Regions from separate parts of the Homo sapiens genome. Here region 1 is linked to region 2. A link is an interaction called in ENCODE POLR2A ChIA-PET data of the cell type or tissue named here. Cell type or tissue: PC-3. All regions are shown on one strand. Each heading gives the region's core, and the rest is flanking DNA. Links, peaks and the distances in the headings are about the cores only. Region 1 has its middle 79 kb from the start of TRIB2. Region 2 holds the start of LOC107985853 (a long non-coding RNA gene).

Region 1 (2,813 bases), core at 269-2,768, 150 kb before region 2:
TATCTTCAGTGCCCAGAACCTGACATTTGGAATGTGTTGCCTGAATGCATTGAGTTGTGCTCTTAACCCACAGATTTTGTTTAAATACCGATTGAGTTAATAGGAGTCAAGAGGTTGCTATCAATACCTCGGATCAGAGAGAGGTGTTGAGTGTATAACTAAGATCAGAATGGTATGCATTACAGAAATGAACAGAGCTTGGTGTTTTCCAATAGATAGAAACTATGGATATATAGTATTGAAAAAAGAATTCTGGACATGACACCAAGGCTTATATAAGGGCGTTCTAAAGACTTTTTACAAGCTGTGGACCATGTGGATTTCCTTCTTCTTTACAGTTGTTAAGAAGAAAAGTTACATTCACGACATTTTTGTGTTCTCACTGCTTAAAGTAAGAAAATATTTGAAGAAGAAAAGATCTGTTTGTACAAAAGGATCGAATAAACAATATCAACATTTTCTGGGCACGGTGGCTCACGCCTGTAATCCCAGCACTTTGGGAGGTGGAAGGCAGGTGGATCACTTGAGGTCAGGAATTCGAGACCAGCCTGGCCAACATTGCAAAACCTTGTCTCTACTAAAAATACAAAAATTAGCCAGGTGTCATGGTGCATGCCTGTACTCCCAGCTGCTCGGGAGGCTGAGGCAGGAGAATCACTCAAACCCAGGAGGCTGAGGTTGCAGTGGGCCGAGATCACGCCAATGCACACCAGCACACCAGCATGGGCAACAGAGCGAGACTCCACCTCAAATTAAAAAAAAAAAAAATCAACACTTTACGAAGTCAGTGATTCACAAAAGCCTTCCTGACAATTGCCCTTCTGCCTTGGCTGAGCTGAGATGTCACTATTATGTGCTGTTAATTCCGTTCCCCTCTGTACATCTTTCTTGCTTTGTTCTAATGCTATCCTGATTTACATTGTCCACGTTGGTCGACACCAGGACATAGACAAGATGTAAAAAACATGCACAGGAATATAAATTTCTTAAAAATTGAACCCAAGTAAAATTATAAGAAGGGATAACTGATTCATTCATTAATTCATTTATTTAAAAGTGAATGTTGGTGGATGATGGGTGCTGATCAGCCACTGTCAACCCTGCTGAGGATTCTTTCCAGTTTAAGAATTGGTCATTGCAAGGATATCCAGAATATTTTATTCTTTAGTCTTGCCTTCTTTCCCATAGCATAAGATAGCCAGAGATAGATGCACTTTTGAAATTACAAAGCCCAAACATCTTATTTGACTTAGGTCAAGCCTGAAAAAATGACTCACTCAAGGGCAAACTGTGAATTTGTCATCAAAGCCAGGACTAGAGCCAGAGTTGCTTGTGTCCCAAGCTTTATTTTCCTCCTTTTTTTTTTCATTTAAAATTCATTTTTCAAGGGTTATTCAAGAGAGTTTCAAAGATACTCAAGGACAGAGGCGGGTGGATCACTTGAGGTCAGGAGTTTGAGACAAGCTTGACCAACATGGTGAAACCCTATCTCTACTAAAAATACAAAAATTAGCCAGGAGTGGTGGTGGGTGCCTGTAATTCCAGCTACTTGGGAGGCTGAGGCAGAAGAATTGCTTGAACCCAGGAGGCAGAGGTTGCAATCAATGATCTGAAATCACACCACTCCCCTCCAGCCTGAGTGACAGAGCAAGACTCCATCTCAAAAAAAAAACAAAGATACTCAATAAGCTTCTACCATGTATTTTAGTAATCATATAAACAATTTCATACTAATCTCTAGGTTAATTTATTTGAGTTACAATATGTGGTCTGCACACTGTCATAGGAGTACAGCTCTGGAGCTGTGACAAGCAGGCAGACATGGCTCATGTCTTGGCTCTGGTCTGACCACTGCATGTTTTCAGACAAGCTGCTTTAAAAATCACAGCCTCAATTCCCATTTCTGTTAAACATGTGAAAGCCACCTACCCATTGTGAGGATTCCATGACGGCATGCCTGGGAAAGTGCCCCTGAAACTGATAACAGACACAGTGCTGCAAGCCATGACCATGTCAGATGTCTTTTTATACACTGGGGCTTCAGATAAATTAATATCTCTCTGTTCAACTGGGCCAAGTGTAAGCTTAGAATTTCCTGAATACATAATTTCATTGTTAGACATAGTGTTAGTATGTGGGATTTAAAAATACATACTTTTTTCCTTTCCTCATTAGTTACAGCATGCTATTTCTCAGTAAAAACATTTCCTTTGTGACTTTCATGAAATCACTGTGATTTCCTAATAAGGAAATACACTCAAGTCTACCCAAGGCCTCTATTTTCTACCACTTAAGGACTGTAGCTTATGGGAGTAATCACTGGGGCTGTCATGCTAATTGCCTATTCAAGTTTCCATCCTAAATTCTGATGGGCAGAAGAAAGCATCCAAGAAAAGAACAAAACCAAAAGGAGTTTCTTTTAAAATGTGATTTGTTTAGGTTTGTATTTACAAAGGTTCTAATTCCAATTGCCAGCATGACCAAGTTTAATGTAGACCAGAAAAAAATATGAGGTTATTCAGTTAAGGTTACTTTTGATCAACCTTGAATGATTGACTGATTCATTCTTTCAACAAACATGTGCCCAGCTCTGGGATGCAAAGATGAATTGGGTGCTTCTGTTCCCAGTGTGCTCACAGGTTAGTAAGGGTAGAAGATAAGCAAATAAGTATAACGATATGTTACAGCTTCTCTGATGGAATTCCGTGGAGAATAGAATGCAATTCTACTGGGGGGAGAACAGAAGAGAATTGCTCAGGAAAGCCTCCTCAGCAGGAATTGAAGGCTGAGTAGGTGTTTGCCAGCGAGGTGTG
Region 2 (2,813 bases), core at 281-2,780:
GTAAGGTGTTACAGGATCTCAGACGAAGAGCAGTGAATTCTGTCTGGGAGGAAACCAAGTTTCCAGGAGAAAGAGAGCCTTGAAGTGAGTCTTCAAGGAAACTAGAAGTTTTCCTGGTAAATGAATAAGAAAAAGGCAGAGAACGTGTCCTGGCTAAAGCTGCAGCCCAGGCTGAGGCAGAAAGACAAAAGCAGCATGGTGATTCCAGGGAGCCCTGGATTGATGTGGGGAGAGAAAGGAGGAGAGTCAGGCCCGGTCCGGAGGGCAGAGGGCCATGCACTGGAGCTTGGATTTCATCTTGATGACACTGGAGAACTCATGGGTGTTATTCAGCATGAGCATGACATGTGGGTTCTAGAAAGACTACAAGGGTGGCTCCCTGCAGGATGGCCAGGAGAGGAGGGAGACTGGTGTTCTAGAGTCTGCGGGAATCCACAGCAGTCAAACGAGAGAGACTTCTGTCCAGAGACACATTATCCCTGCAGTCCACACATGGGGCGAATGCCTGGGAAACAACTGAATTTAGGGAGAGGAAAGAGAAACACATTGTTTATTTCTTAATTAGGAGCTGATTCGTAATTACTTCCACCCCATTTCTTTTTATTTTCACCTATTGACTTTGTTTGATCCCTAAATCAACCCTGCAAGACAACCAGCATGTTCCCCTTTTAGAGGAGGGGAAGCTAAACCTCAGAGAAGTTCAAGTTTGTTTAAGGCTTTGCATAAAGTGAGTTGTGGACATGGAAACAGAACTCATGTCTTTCTCACTTCAGAAACAGGACTTCCTTCCTTCCATCCTCCCTTCCTCCCTTCCTCTCTTCCTCTCTCGCTCAACCCCAGCACTTTGGGAGGCCGAGGTGAGTGGATCACCTGAGGTCAGGAGTTCAAGACCAGTCTGGCCAACATGGCAAAAGCCCATCTCTACTACAAATACAAAAAATTAGCCGGGCGTGGTGGCAGGTGCCTGTAATCTCAGTTGCTCAGGAGGCTGAAGCAGGAGAATTGCTTGAACCTGGGAGGTGGAGGTTGCGGTGAACTGAGACCATGCCACTGCACTCCAGCCTGAGCAACAGAGCAAGACTCCAAAACAAAAAAACAAAAAAAGGAAAGAAAGAGAGAAAGAAAAGAAATAAAGGTGTTTGGTAAGGCATACGACCACTGCCTAATGGAAGACAGACATCTGAATAAGCTCCCAGGGGAGGAGGGCTAGATAGACGTAGGGCTATGTCCTAGTGTTCATGCAGGACAGAGGAAGCAACATCCCCCTCTGTCTAGGGGTTCAGGTAAGGCTTTGGGAAGGAGGTGATATTTGCTTTGAGGATGCATAGGAATTCTCCAATTGCAAAACACTTTCTTAAGCACAGAAATTCACCACAAGCTTTACTTAGTGAAGAATCTACCTTGATCCCATGATGAGTCAGACTGGAATTCCCTTTCATCTGCAGCTAGTTCACTGGTTTGCTGCTGAAGCTTTTCGTGGTGACCTTCTCTTTTTCATTCTCGGATGTGCTTCATTCTGGCCACTTTTCTTGCCTAAAAAGCCCACGCCAAGTCTACATGAGTGCCTGCACAAGGCCACCAAAAACAGGTGGGTATGCCTGAGTGGAGTGGCCTAAAATGTATGTGCACCTCCACACTTACCTTCAGGGACTGGAGATAATGCCCTCAAAAAGAGCAGTCAGACAAGTCAATTCCAGTCCACTCTAAGCAGCAGCCAGAGAGGCAACTCCCTGAGCACAGGGGGAAGCAGCCCGACGTTGTAAAAGGATGCAGGCGAATAATTAAGTCACCGTTTACAAGAAATTCTAATCTTAGGGCAGTTCAAGGTAAAGACAGACACCAGCCAGGGACAGCCAAAAGCAACATTGCCAGAACATTTGGAGACAGGGCCTTCAGCCAGACACTGTTTTTTCTCTAAATACTGTCACCAAAAACTCAGTCAGAAAGTTTCTCTGTCCCCTGAGCAACCCCAGCATATTAGCAATAAAATAGTAAAAATAATTACTATGATATAGGATTGCCTCCTATGTGCTAGTCATTTGTTTATATTATTTAATTTTATGCCTCACCCACTGTTCCCCCAAAATATCTAAGTAGATATTATTACAGAAAAGGAAACAGAGAGGTTGGGTAATTGGCTGAAGTCACACAGTTAATAAGGAACAGAATTAACTTATGTCTAGAATGTGAACTCAAGACTATCTGCTTTTCAGATTCTTATTTTGTTTTGCCAAGCAGAAAAACTGTTTTGACAGACCAAGGTTTTATTTATTTCTGAATCACTACATCCAGATGAATGCATCACAAATATTTGGGGCTACCAAGATTTCTCTTCAAATGTGGTGAAAAATATGGTCAGACTTTCTCCACAAAAACTGCACATATGCAAATGGGAAGTTTTCTGTAAAATGTCAGGGTATTCACAGAGTTTTTTGGAAAACAATCTGCGAACTTCAGGTTAAGAAACCCCGACGAAAATCTTTTTTGTGAATTGATTTGGAATTATAGTTTGCAACCCTAAGTCATCATCCCCAGCAGGGCCTTGTGATCTGCCTGGGGCCTCCCTTACCGTTTCTACTCCTTCTCCAGTTCACTCTGGTGCAGAAGGTGGACCTGCTGGCCAACCAGATTCAGAGGGGACATACCCAGCTGTCACAGAGAGTTCTAGGTTGCTCTAATCTCACATTTCATTGACAGCTGGGGCATTTTACCTCTGATATCACCTGTGGCTTATCCAACTGTCCAGAGGCTGGGGAAACCCTGCAAGTTCCATAACCCGTTTTCACATTACTGATGGCAGAGATGAGAAGACA

The links. Peaks named below come from ENCODE experiments on the same cell type or tissue, not always from the same donor. Only the 100,000 strongest peaks of a DNase experiment are listed, where the experiment ranks them.
Region 1: POLR2A ChIA-PET joins it to region 2 with 6 read pairs; 4 of 35 experiments call an interaction of 5 or more read pairs at or near these places.

Annotation. Positions count from the first base shown.
Region 1 is chr2:12,636,477-12,639,289 of GRCh38, reverse strand. No RefSeq gene overlaps it. Among named protein-coding and RNA genes, the nearest start is that of TRIB2, 79 kb to the left of the region's middle. In PC-3, for the core only: no CTCF peak of the experiment used is centred there; a DNase peak (open chromatin) is centred at 1,279.
Region 2 is chr2:12,485,340-12,488,152 of GRCh38, reverse strand. All of the region lies in intron 4 of MIR3681HG (MIR3681 host gene), which reads right to left. It overlaps LOC107985853 (a long non-coding RNA gene), which reads right to left and starts at 1,870. Exons shown (of 3, transcript XR_001739290.3): 1 at 1,642-1,870; 2 at 1,401-1,533; 3 at 1-516. In PC-3, for the core only: no CTCF peak of the experiment used is centred there; a DNase peak (open chromatin) is centred at 1,392; H3K4me3 peaks cover 406 bases; H3K27ac peaks cover 526 bases.